Regions from separate parts of the Homo sapiens genome. Here region 2 is linked to region 1. Evidence: chromatin contacts called from ENCODE Hi-C or POLR2A ChIA-PET data. All regions are on one chromosome and are shown on one strand. The core of a region is the stretch at or near the end of the contact, and the rest is flanking DNA. Distances in the headings are between cores, read along the strand shown. Region 1 has its middle 28 kb from the start of MIR1976. Region 2 holds the start of NUDC (nuclear distribution C, dynein complex regulator).

Evidence for each region. A loop is a pair of places that touch in the nucleus more often than their neighbours do. ChIA-PET counts read pairs that join two places held with the same protein, here RNA polymerase II (POLR2A). Pooled maps may share reads with other maps.
Region 2: a pooled map shows a loop between it and region 1 (4-fold over the local background). The contact joins the promoter of NUDC here to the enhancer-like site in region 1. A Hi-C loop is called at or near these places in 5 of 50 pooled maps. POLR2A ChIA-PET finds 5 or more read pairs at or near these places in 2 of 52 experiments (PC-9 and activated CD4-positive, alpha-beta T cell).

Annotation. Positions count from the first base shown.
Region 1 is chr1:26,579,110-26,585,676 of GRCh38, reverse strand. No RefSeq gene overlaps it. Among named protein-coding and RNA genes, the nearest start is that of MIR1976, 28 kb to the right of the region's middle. RefSeq lists enhancers at 2,672-2,741, 5,658-5,787. Within about 2 kb of position 2,721, at least 4 of the 41 ENCODE cell types and tissues checked have a DNase peak (open chromatin) inside an H3K27ac peak, as active enhancers do.
Region 2 is chr1:26,918,919-26,925,485 of GRCh38, reverse strand. NUDC (nuclear distribution C, dynein complex regulator) reads right to left here and starts at 3,743. Exons shown (of 9, transcript NM_006600.4): 1 at 3,557-3,743; 2 at 1,320-1,397. The coding sequence starts at 3,637. RefSeq lists enhancers at 2,935-3,476, 3,597-3,716 and a silencer at 3,847-3,996.

The DNA of each region.
Region 1 (6,567 bases), core at 1,472-3,971:
TTCCTGGTGGGAGTGTAAAATGGCACAACTGTTTTGGAAAACAATTTAGTAATTTTTTTTTTCTTTTTGAGACGGGTCTCACTCTGTCAGCCAGGCTGGAGTGCAGTGGTGTGATTATGGCTCACTGCAGTCTTGACCTGCTGGGCTCAAGCAATTCTCCCACCTCAGCCCCCTGAGTAGTAGGGACTAGAGGTTCGTCACCATGCCTGGCTAATTTTTTTTTTTGATAGAAATGGGGTTTTACCATGTTGCCAAGGCTTGTCTCAACTCCTGAGCTCAAGCAATCCATCCACCTTGGCCTCCCAAAGTGCTGGATTATAGGGGTGAGCCACCACACCCAGCCTAGTAACTTTTTATATAATTAAACATTCACCTATCCTGTGACACAGCAATACCACTTCTATTTACCCAAGAGAAATATAAACGTGTGTCCACACAAAGATTCGTACATAAATGTTTATATTAGCCAAAAACAAGGGGATAAAAAGAATGTCCATCAACAGATGAATGAATTAAACTATGGCATTTTCATTCAATAGAATACCACTTCAGCAACAACAGAGAATGAGCTACTGACATACAGCAAGATTGGTGAATCTTGACGGATGCTATGTTGAATGGGAAAAGTCAGACACAAAAAGTATACACTGGACGATTCAATTTTTATTGAGTTCTAGAACAGGCAAAACTAACTTATGGTGACAAAAATCAGAACAGTGATTGCCTCTGGCTCTGAAGGAATTGAGAGGGGATGCAGGGAATGCTCTGTGTAATGAAAACGTTCTATACCTTGAGAGTGGTGTGGGTTTCATAGGTGTATCAGTTTGTCCAAACTCATTCAATTGTACATTTAAAATCTATGCATTTTATTATTGTTATTATTTTTTATTTTTTAATTTACTTATTTATTATTATTATTTTTTCAGACAGAGTTTTGCTCTTGTTGCCCAGGCTGGAGTGCAATGGCATAATCTTGGCTCACCACAACATCCACTTCCAGGTTCAAGCGATTCTCCTGCCTCAGCCTCCTAAGTAGCTGGGATTACAGGCATGCGCCACCACGCCTGGCTAATTTTGTATTTTCAGTAGAGATGGGGTTTCTGAGGCTGGTCTCGAACTCCCGACCTCAGGTGATCTGCCCACCTCGGCCTCCCAAAGTGCTGGGATTACAGGCTTAAGCCACCACGCCTGGCCAATCTATGCATTTTGTTGTATGTAAATTAAACCTCAGTATTGTTGATATAAATACACACGTGGAGCTCCCTCATGGTCTGTCAGCCTGCAGTCAGCAAGATAACCCCTTCTCCCTGAATCATGGGTGATTAACAACCCCAGTCAATCTACAGGCAGCTCATCAGCACCCCCAGGAGGTGAGCTGGTAGCTCACACTCATCTCCCTGGCAGAGGCCCTCAATGTGACCTCAACCAATGACCATTCCCAGGCCTTATAGAATGCTGATCTTGTTGGTCTCAGCCAACAGAAGGAACTTGACCCCTGAGAAGGCTCCTTTATCAAGACACAAAGTGGCCAACTTTGCAGTCAGAGACTTGGGGGTCCAATTCCAGCATCAGGCTTCCTTCAGCACTGTGTGACCTTGGCTAAATCGATTAACCTCTCTGAAATTCAATGCTCCAGAAAGTCAAGAAGCCAATTGCTCTCATTTTAGTATCTTCCGTGTCTGGAACATAAGTTTTTAATTTTTGTGTTTTTTAAATTTAATTTAATTTTTTTTTTTAATGCCTAGTCTCTCTCTGTCACCCAGGCTGAAGTGCAGTGGCACAATCACAGCTCACTGCAGCGTCAACTTCCCTGGCTCCAGGGATCCTCCCACCTCAGCTTTTCTCAGCTTTCCAAATAGCTAGGACCACAGTCACACCCCACCATGCCTGACTAATATTTTTGTATTTTTGGTATAGAGGGGGTTTCACCATGTTGCCCAGGCTGGTCTCAAACTCCTGGGCTCAAGCAATCCACCCACCTTGGCCTTCCAAAGTGTTGGGGTTACAGGTGTGAGCCACCGTGCCCAGCCTGGAACGTTAAGTCTACTGAAAGAACTATCGCACAGTGCTGTGGCAGGACTGCTGTTCTACATGCTTGAAAAGTAAAAGTGTTATCTGCTCCCCTGGATAAAATGTTTCTTAACATCTAGGAGATCTTGAATTCCTTTGAGAATCTGATGACAAACCCTGTACCCTCTCCTCCCAGGAAGATATACAGGTCATTTTACATATATCCCCATGCCTGGGATGCCATGGGCCCTGAATTAAGATCCCTTGGTTCTGGAGCATCTCACTTAGGCCTGAAGGTTCTATCAAGCATTCTTGCAATTCAGCCATCATTTGTTCTGGATCGGATTCCTGCCAGAGCCTTTATCCTCATTGTTTCTTTTTATCTCCTCCATGACTCTCTGATGATGGTCTGCAGATGAGGGAAATAAGACTTAGGCCAAGTGACTTGCCCAAGATCATATAGTTAGTGATGGCTGCTGTTGAGATTTGACCTCATTTGTGTCTTCTGATTCCAACCCCCACTCACAGAAGCCCACAAAGGACCCAGTAGCTGAAAAGCTTCCTAACGACTGCAGGAATGACTTTGCCCAAGTCCAGGTCTGGAAAGAAGATTCTGCAACGGATGAGTGACCCCAGGCCCATCCTAAGTGCAGGCCTCATGCCCAGCTCCAACATGTGTCATCACCCCTCGGTTTCTCAACTCAGCCCACAGCGGGCGGGGGTGGTGGGGAGCAGAAGAAGGGAAGAGAAACAGAGGAAATTATAAAAAGAAGTCTCAGACTGAGTCATAAACATGAGTTATAACTCAGAGAGAGGTTCTGGAAAGAGAGTAAAGGTCATAATGAAAGGGCTCCCTCTTTTCATGGGGCAAGGATGCTTAAATGAGCTGACCTGTCCAGGTTCTGGATATGATTCCTTCTACTTAAACCGGTGAGAAGGCCAGGCGTATTGGCTCAGACCTGTAATCGCAAGGTTTTGGGAGGCTGAGGCAGGAGGATCAGTTGAACCCAGGAGTTCAAGACCAGTCCAGGCAACATGGTGAGAACCCAGCTCTACAAAAAAATAAAATAATAAAATATAAAATAAAAATTAGCCAGGCATGTTAGTCCGTGCCTGTGGTCTAAGCTACTGAGGAGGCTGAAGTGGGAGGATTGCTTGAACCTGGGAGGTCGAGGTTACAGTGAGCCATGATCATACCACTGCACTCCAGCCTGGGTGACAAGGCAGAGTAAGACTCTGTCTCTAAAAAATAAATAAATGAATCATATGAGTAAATCAAGGTAGAGAGATTAAATGGCTTGCCCAAGATCCACAAGCAAGTGGTCAAAGTTGGATTGTAAGCCAGGGTTGTTTGTCCCTCAAGAAAAAAAGTTTAACAAAACCAGGACAGCTTAATCCCAGGTCTGCACTTAACCACACTACTCTAGCCTGCTTCCCACGTCCTCATGTTGTTTGCTTATAACTGAGCAGCTCCGTACACACTTCACACGCTCTCTCCTCTTTATTATTTATTTATTTATTTATTTTTTCTGAGACAGTTTCACTCTTGTTGCCCAGACTGGAGTGCAGTGGTGCAATCTTGGCTCACTGCAACCTCTGCTTCCCAGGTTCAAGCGATTCTCCCGCCTCAGCCTCCCAAGAAACTGGGATTACAGGCATGCGCCACCATGCCCAGCTAACTTTGTATTTTTAGTAGAGATGGGGTTTCGCCATGTTGGCCAGGCTGGTTTCGAACCCCTGACCACAGGTGATCCACCCGCCTCAGCCTCCCAAAGTGCTGGGATTACAGGCGCGAGCCACTGTGCCCGGCTATTATTTTATTATTTTATTTTGAGACAGAGTCTCACTCTGTCACCCAGGCTAGAGTGCAGTGGCACGATCTCGGCTCACTGCCGTCTCTGCATCTCAGGTTCAAGTGATTCTCGTGTCTCAGCCTCCCAAGTAGCTGGAATACAGGCACTTGCCACCACGCCTGGCTAATTATTTATTCATTTTTTGTATTTTTAGAATAGATGGGGTTTCGCCATGTTGGCCAGGCTGGTCTCAAACTCCTGGCCTCAAATGATCCGCCAGTCTCAGCCTCCCAAAGTACTGGGAATACAGGTATGAGCCACCATGCCCGGCCAACACTCTCTCCTTTAATGCTCACTATCGCTCTGTTTGACAGTTGAAATGTCAGAATAGTGAAGCAACTTGCCCAAGGTCACATGGCAGGTCAGCATTAGGGCTGGGATATGATCTCGGGTCTGTCTAGCTCTGCCTGTTCCCATTACCCACTGCTGCCTTCACAGATGAGTGGGGCAGGAGCTGAGGCGGGAGGGAAAAGGTGGGGACCACTGCAAAGGCCCTGGGAAATGATGGCCCACGAGGGCCTCCTGCTCACTTCTCTGGGTCTTTCCCTCTCCTTGGAGTAGCCTTAGTACCACTCCTTTGCCTGCCACCTGCAACTACCTCCACTGGGGGTGGGGTGCTCATGTAGATCTCTCTCCTGCTTCTGTTGAATCATTTCTCCCTTGGGTCCCCAGGAGTTAGTGGGAACCCCCCACAAGAAGTGGAAGCTACTCAGAAGCCCTCAGTTCAAAGTGGAGGAACTTTCCAACTGTGTGGGGGATTGCCTTGTGATGTGGTGGATTCTCCATCACTGGTGGTATTCGAACAGAAATTGGAAACCATCTGTGGGAGATTCCTATAGTGGGTGGAGGTTGAGTCAAGGCCTTTAGAGCCCTTCTGACTGTGAGATTTTTTGAGTCACTGTGGGAAGATATTTAGCCTGTGCACCAGGGTTGGTTGAATAGTAGGACACACATGAGCTTGGAGCCAGATAGGCCTGGGTTCAAAACCTGGCTGAACCACTTCCTTGCTTGGAGATTGTGGGCAAGTGTCCTCCCTTAGCCTCAGTTTCCTTGTTATAAAATGGAAATTGTAGGCCAAGTGCAGTGGCTCACGCCTGTAATCCCAGCACTTTGGGAGGCTGAGGCGGGTGGATCACGAGGTCAGGAGTTCAAGACCAGCCTGGCCAACATAGTGAAACCCCATCTCTACTAAAAATACAAAAATTAGCCGGGCGTGGTGGCGTGCACCTGTAGTCCCAGCTACTCGGGAGGCTGAGGCAGGAGAATCATTTGAACCTGGGAGGTGGAGGTTGCAGTGACCCGAGACTGTCCCATTGCACTCCAGCCTGAGTGACCAAGCGAGACTCCATCTCAAAAAAAAAAAAAAAATAAATAATGGAAATTGTAATACCTCCCTCATTAGATTGCTTTTCATATTAGGGATGATGTGTATACTCTGCCTGGTTAAAGAAGGAACTCAAGACCTTGTGCCTACCACGGCCAATGAACAAATGACCAATCATGGGTCGGCGTGTTCTTTGTGGCCTTTCATTACGGGGTGAGTGAGTGAATTAAATCCATGTGTTAACCAAGGTGCTAACTGGTTGAATTATTTAACATATGTAGGAAACCAGTCTTTTCTCTGTGGGGGCCTGTCTCTGAAATAATCATGGAAAACATGATACATAAGTGGGTAAAATGCAAAAAATGCTCAGGGATTTTGATGTCTGCATCAACAATTGAGAATCTGAGTCTCTGACCCAAAGGGGACATGTGAGATCATCTAAACTGTCCCCTATGGGAAGAGGAATCTCCTCTAAGACCTCAACACGTCATTAGTGCGCTGTGTATGCAGCACAGGGGATGGGAATGCTCTACCTTCTGAGAATGTCTGCAGGAAACTCCCCAAATTCCCCATCTTGTTTTTTACAGCTTGCCAGCTGGGAAATAGAACTTTCCTACTGTGTCCTCCAATTGACACCAGACCCCAATGTTATGGGACCTTTATGATCACCTGGCTGGCTGAGGGGAAGGGTGGTCACCAGACAGATCTGTGGCACGTGTGACTAGGTCTTGGGCATTTTCAGAAGCAGAGAGGCTGGACAGCACACTGGTGAAGTGTGAGTTTCAGAAACATAGAGATCTCAATTTGAGTCCTGCTCTGCCTCTTAGCTGGGTCCTCGGGCAAGTCATTTAATTTCCAATCCTCAATTTTCTTGTGTGTGAAATTATCACATCTCCCTCATAATGAGGATCAAATGAAATAAAGTAAGGGAAGCACTTGGTGCCCAGCACTCCCATCACGAGCATTTGATTGATAGATGGGAGCCACTATTTTATGGGAGGGGACATTCTGCAGGGTGAGTGCTCAGGGGTTGTTATTTGGGCATTAAAGGGAAGAGTGGCCAGCCTGGGCAACATAGCGAGAACCCGTTTCTACAAAATAAAATAAAATAAATTAGCCAGCTATGGTGGTGCACACCTGTAGTCCCAGCTTGTTAGGCTGAGGTGGGAGGATCACTTGAGCCTTGTAAAGCAGAGGTTGCAGCAAGCTTGGGTGACAGAACAAGACTCTCAGAAAAAAGGAAGAGTGACTGTGGAACTTGGGGACATGAGGATTGATCATTTGTTGTCCCAAGCTGGGTTATTGCTATTCGTGTTTTTTTTTTTTCACTTATTTAAAATATTTCCTGGGAGCATAGATTCAAGTTGCCTTGAATATACA
Region 2 (6,567 bases), core at 2,494-4,993, 340 kb before region 1:
CACTGCAAGCTCCGCCCCCCGGGGTTCACGCCATTCTCCTGCCTCAGCCTCCAGAGTAGCCGGGACTACAGGCGCCCGCCACCTCGCCTGGCTAATTTTTTGTGTTTTTAGTAGAGACGGGGTTTCACCGTGTTAGCCAGCATGGTCTCGATCTCCTGACCTCGTGATCCGCCAGCCTCGGCCTCCCAAAGTGCTGGGATTACAGGCGTGAGCCACCGCGCCCGGCCTTCTAAATTTATTTCTAAGCATCAGTTTCTAATATTTGCCCAGTCTCATCTCCTAGGTTATTAGTTAAAACCTCCTCAGGCCGGGTGCAGTGGCTCACACCTGTACTCCCAGCGCTTTAGGAGGCCGAGGTGGGTGGATCACTTGAGGTCAGGGGTTCGAGACCAGCCTGGCCAACATGGTGAAACCTCATCTCTACTAAAAATACAAAAATTAGCCAGGCATGGTGGCGCCTGCCTGTAATCCCAGCTACTTGGGAGGCTGAGGCACAAGAATCACTTAAACCCAGGAGGCGGAGGTTGCAGTGAGCCTAGATTATGCCACTGCACTCCAGCCTGCGCAACAGAATGAGACTCCATTTCAAAAAATAAAATAAAATAAAATAAATAAAAGTAAAAATAAAACCTCCTGGCCAGGCACAGTGGCTTATACCTGTAATCCCAGCACTTTGGGAGGCCGAGGCGGGTGGATCATGAGGTCAGGAGTTCGAGACCAGCCTGGCCAATATGATGAAACCTCGTCTCTATCAAAATACAAAAATTAGCCAGGTGTGGTGGCGGGCGCCTGTAATCCCACTTACTCAGGAGGCTGAGGCAGGAGAATTGCTTGAACCCAGGAGGCGAAAGTTGCAGTGAGCCGACATTGCGCCACTGCGCTTCAGCTTGGGTGACAAAGCAAGACTCTGTCTCAGAAAATAAATAAATAAATAAAACCTCCTCATTGGAAAAGGAACTGAGAGGCACTGTGTCGGGGCAGAGGACAGGTTTACAACAGACTGGTTTCAACCCTGGTTCTCCCACAGCTCAGCTCAAGACTTTGGATAAGGTGCAAAATTCTCTTGAGCCAATTTCCTCAATGGGGATAGTTAACACCTGCCCCTCTTGTAGAACTGCAAAAGTCATGGGAAATAAGGTAGATAGAGGGCTGAGCAAGGAGTGGAGCTTGAAGAAATGACAGCTTCCTTCCCTTCCCCAATTCCTCACCTTTGGCATTTCGCTTCTGCTGAAAGTTACTATTATGCCAAAGAAAGGCCAGGTGAGCTTTTCTTCTGAAGAGACAGAGCCGCCCAAAGGACAGTGGTTTCCAACACTTACCTTCTCTGCCATCCCTTCTTCTCCTCCAATGAAAAAGTCTGTTTTGCGTCGAAGGAAGCTGAAGAAGGTGTTCACAAGCTGAAAGAGGGGGAGAAGATTAAAGTAGTAGAGCTGCATTTGGGAGCCCTTCAACTGCACACAAGTCAACTTGTTTTGTCTAGGAGGGAACTTGGGACTTGACTATTTTTCCTCTGAGCTTCCCAACTGAGGAGATTATCTCCCCAGCAGGTTCTCTTAGTCACTTCCACCATGAAGCAGATTTCTCATATCCTGTGTGTGTGTGCGCCTTTCACTTTCCTTGTGATGCTAGAAGCAGCCTAAGCGTATGGAACACTCCTCTGCATCCAGGGCATGAAAAGCCTGGGCCCAGCTTTCCTCTCCAGAAAGTAAAAAGCCCATCAAGACACTGGCTCACACCTATAATCCCAGTACTTCAGGAGGCTCAGGTGGGCGGGTCACTTGAGGTCAGGAGTTCAAGACCAGCCTGGCCAACATGGTGAAACCCCGTCTCTACTAAAAACACAAAAATTAGCTAGATTACAGGTGGTGGGCACCTGTAATCCCAGCTACTTGGGAGGCTGAGGCAGAGAATCACTTGAACCCGGGAAGCAGAGGTTGCAGTGAGCCAAGATCGTGCCACCGCACTCCAGCCTGGGTGAGAGACTCTTGTCTAAACAAAAAAAAAGACACTGGCTAAGTTACCGGGTCAAAGCAAGAAGGAGGAGAGCAAATGAAGCCACTTCAAAGGAGGATAAGATGGATTAATTCTGGCTGGAGTACAAGTGTAGCCAACGGTTTGAGTATCAGATGGACATATATTACCTTTTGACTTTGCAGAAGTTTCTTAACTCTGTACAACAGGAATAAGATGCAGTACCTATTTCTAGGGACCTGGTGAGGATCATGAGGTCAAGGAGGTGAGGCCTTTAGCAATGTATGGCACAGAGCAAGAGACCCACTGGCAGAGGGTAAACACCTTACAAATAGGAACCATGAACCATGGCTTAGTCTGTCTGCCACCTGCAATGCTGGGCACCAGATATGGCTAAAGGTACATAATCAGTAAAATTCTTGCTGAATGAAACAATCTAGTGGTGACTCAAGGTCAGCACACACAAACCCTTTATTTGCCCAAGAGTGGGTCTAAATCTGATTAAATCTGATGCTAGAACATATCTCAATGGTTTCCGTTCTTGCTTCTAGACAGTTTTTCAATTTGCTCAAAAATGAACTCGCTCCCAAATCCAGTTTTGTGCGAACAGTTTAGAGGAATGGAGACAGGAAGGCTTTTCACACTTGCAAATGAGAAACACTCTCCCCACCACAAAGGGCTTAGAAGTCCTTGGTCACCAGACACCTAGGTTACATAGGAATAGAAAGTTCAATGGAAACCTACCTCCAGTAAGACACAATCAGCCATGGACTCTGGGAAGCACACTGACCTGTCTAGGTGAGAACCATGTTGCATGATCTAGGCAAATCCTTGCCACTTCTCTGGCTCTGAGAATGAGAGTTCTGATCCTGACAGACTTTTCTACCGTTAACTTTGTGTTTGTTCCAAAAAAACCAACTCCAGAATCTGTAACAGTTGGCCCTTATTGTCGAGTGTGGGACACACATCAATCACACGACAAATACTTGTTGAATGAAAAAGCCTTATTACTGAGAACTTACGGTTCTTAACTACTCTCTGGAAACCGGTATTCGCAGCTGTCTCACAGATAAGGAAACTCAGGCTTGGAGAGATGTAAAGGTTCCAAGTTGGTAGGTGGTGGAAACTAATCGTGAACACAGGCCTCCTATTCCCCCATTCAAGGCCTAACAAGACCACGTGCTAACATCAGCCCGCTCCCCTACCACACACATTCGACGGCTCGCCCCAAGCCTTGGTGGATCCAAATCACGATATTTGCGACGGTTCTTACTAAGGGATGCTCCTTGGAAGCCGCCATCAAAGTGGAAACGGGGGTGGGGGCATATGTGAAACTAAAGGGGGATCCTAAGCTCAGGGATGCGATAATTTGCTACTACTGAGGGGCGCCGGGGGCCCGGGACTGATGCGAACCGGGTGAGACCTGCTGGCGGGTGGCCAGGCCGGAAGCTGGGCGCAGTGAGAATGTAGGGGCATCCCAGAAGCCCGCGAGCCGCTGGGGTGGGTCTCAGCCCTCGAAGGCAGAGAAGGGCGGAAGGAGCGTGGCCAAGGCCGCCGGGTGGGCCGACGCCGCGCGGGCCGTTACCTCCTGCACGCCGCCCTCGTGCTGCTGAGCCATGGCCAGCAACATGCCGTCGAACCGCTCCTCCTCCTGCTCTCCGCCCATCGCGCCGGCTCCGATCCACGTCCCGGAGCTCTGCACTCTAGTCCCGCGCTCTCTACGCTCCTGCGGGTCGCGCCGGGCCCAACGACTCTAGTCGTCCGCCTTCCGCAGCGGAGCCGGAAACACGCACGCGCGCGGCTGCCCAGGCCCGCCTCCACCTCCTCTCTTCCCGCCTTCCTCCCGGTTTGCGGCCATTGACCGTGCGGCAAGCAACCCGCTTCGCCGACCATTGGTCGACATTCGGAGCCAATCAACAAGCGCGTCCACGAAGCGGTAGGCGGAGCCGTGGGCCCGAGAGTTTGGCATGAGTTGCTATGGTCACCCGATGCCGTGGAGACTTCTAGAAAGCCCTGGACTCAAATCTGGCAGGGTTGGAAGTTAAAAAGGGACAAGTTTTGCCCCTCTCCCTTGCTAGCGACCCCCCCAGCTTGTAGAGCAGTGAAGCTGAAAGTAGCCTTACTCATCTCTTCCAATCCTAGAAGGGACTTACCACAGGACAGCCTCCTCCTCATCGACCTCACTGCGTACTTGACTAGGGCCAGCTTCATGGGAGTACAAATTGCAGTCGCACAGCACCCAGGCTTAGAAAGGCTCCACGCTTGATTTCATGGCCTTCTGTTATAGTCTTGAAATTCTTAATAATTTTGGAATAAGGAGACCCACATTTTCATTTTGCACTGGGCCCAGGAAATTATGACAGGTGCTGAAATTGACCTTCACTTCTGTTAATGCGGGGACAGGACCCAGCCATCCAAGCTAATCCCTCCACTTGTGCAATGAATCTCATCATCTTAGTCTTTTCAGGAACTCTATCCCTGTTAATTATCCCTTTTTTTAGCTTATGCATCACAAATATCTTTCTTCTTCCCTTCAATTTACAAACACGCTTTAATATCTTTTTGTTTGTTTTTAGAGATGGGGTTCTTGCATTGTCACCCAAGCTGGAGTGCAGTGGCACCATCTTGGCTTACGGCAGCCTTGAACTCCTGGACTCAAGCCATCTTCCCCACTTCAGCCTCCAGAGTAGCTGGGACTACAGGCTCACATCACCACGCCCTGCTGTTTTTTTTTTTTTGTTTTTTGTTTTTTGTTTTTTGGTAGAGATGGAGTCTGTGTTGCCCAGGCTAAGTCTCAAACCCTGGTCTCAAGCACTCCTCCTGCCTCAGCCTCTCAAAGTGCTGGGATTACAGGTGTGAGCCACCATGCCCAGCCCTGTTTTTATATTATTATTCCATGGCCCCACTTTCTTCTGCTGCTACCTCTCCAATTTTCAGCTCTCATTTGCAGCAAACTTGTTTGCTTGTTTTTCTACTCCCTCACCTCCCATCTCTCTACAGTATATTCTAGTCTATCTATTCTTCTTTTTTTTTTTAGACCAAGTCTCACTCTGTTGCCCAGGCTGGAGTGCAGTGACACGATCTCAGCTCACTGCAACCTCTGCCTCCCAGGTTTAAGTGATTCTCAGCCTCCCAAGTAGCTGGGATTACAGGCACCACTACGCCTAACTAATTTTTTTTTGTATTTTTAGTAGAGGGGTTTTCACCATGTTGGCCAGGCTCGTTTCAAACTCCTGACCTCAAGTGATCCACCTGCCTCGGCCTCGCAACGCGCTAGGATTACAGGCATGAGCCACTGCGCCCGGCCTGTTCTAGTCTATTTTTTAAAGGCTCTGATATGGTTACAGTGCTACATATTGCCAAAGCCAATGAACCACTATTATCTTACTCAACTTCTCAGGTGCATTTGACACAGTTGACGCCTTCTTCTTTCCTTTTTTCCTTTAGGTTTCTCTTTTGGTTGGAATTGCGTGTTCCCCACTTCAGACTAGAGACTTCTCCCTTTAGATTAGAGATTCCTGGAGTTGATCTGTGTCTTCTCCCTCAGACTGAGGGCTCTTGAGGGCAGGGCCTTGCACTTGCACGGGCCCATCCTAGGCACTGGGAGCAACCCCAGCAATGTCTTCATAGCGTCAAATACATATTTTTTTTTCTTTTAACATGCAAAAGCAAAATTCTAAAATTGCAATTGGTTAAGACTACTATTTCTTCCCACTCTATCTCACTTTCCCTTGAATCAGGTGATATCAGAGATGCCATGAGGATTTGGTGATCCAGCTAAGGTGAAGTTGAGTTGGAAATACACTCAGTTTGGATTGATTTGGTGGGATATAGCTGGGTGGCTGGCAGTCACTTTTGTGTATAGTTAAGTCATTGTGAGCTGTCCTGGTGTGTGGAAAGGGCTTCCAGGAATATTCCTACCATTTGCTGTACCTCATGACCCTTGCTGTACAGGATCAGAAGTCTTATCCCAATATAAATGATTCCCAGGACAACTGGAAGTATGTGAGCAGTGAAAGAAACAAGTTTATGTGTGGAACAAGAAGCAGATCCAGGCCGACTGCGGAGGCTCATGCCTGTAATCCCAACACTTGCAAAACATAGCAACACAGCAAAACCCTGTCTCTACAAAACAATTTAAAAATTAGCGGAGTTAAATAACGAGTTGATGGGTGCAGCACACCAACATGGCACATGTATACATATGTAACAAACCTGCACGTTGTGCACATGTACCCTAGAACTCAAAGTATAAAAAAAAAAATTAGCGGGGCATGGCAGTGGGAGCCTGTAATCCCAGCTACTCAGAAGGCTGAGATGGGAGAATCACTTGAGCCTGGGAGGTCAAGGCTGCAGTGAGCTGTGATCACGCCACTGCACTTCAGCGTGGGTGACAAAGCCAGACCCTGTCTCAAACAAAGGAAAAAAAAAAAAAGTAGCTGGATGTGGTATTTCATGCCTGTAATCCCAGCACTTTAGGAGGCCGAGGCAAGTGGATCACTTGAGGCCCAGAGTTCAAGAGCAGCCCGGCCAACATGGTGAAACACCATCTCTACTAAAAATACAAAGATTAGTTGGGTGTGGTGGTGTGCGCCT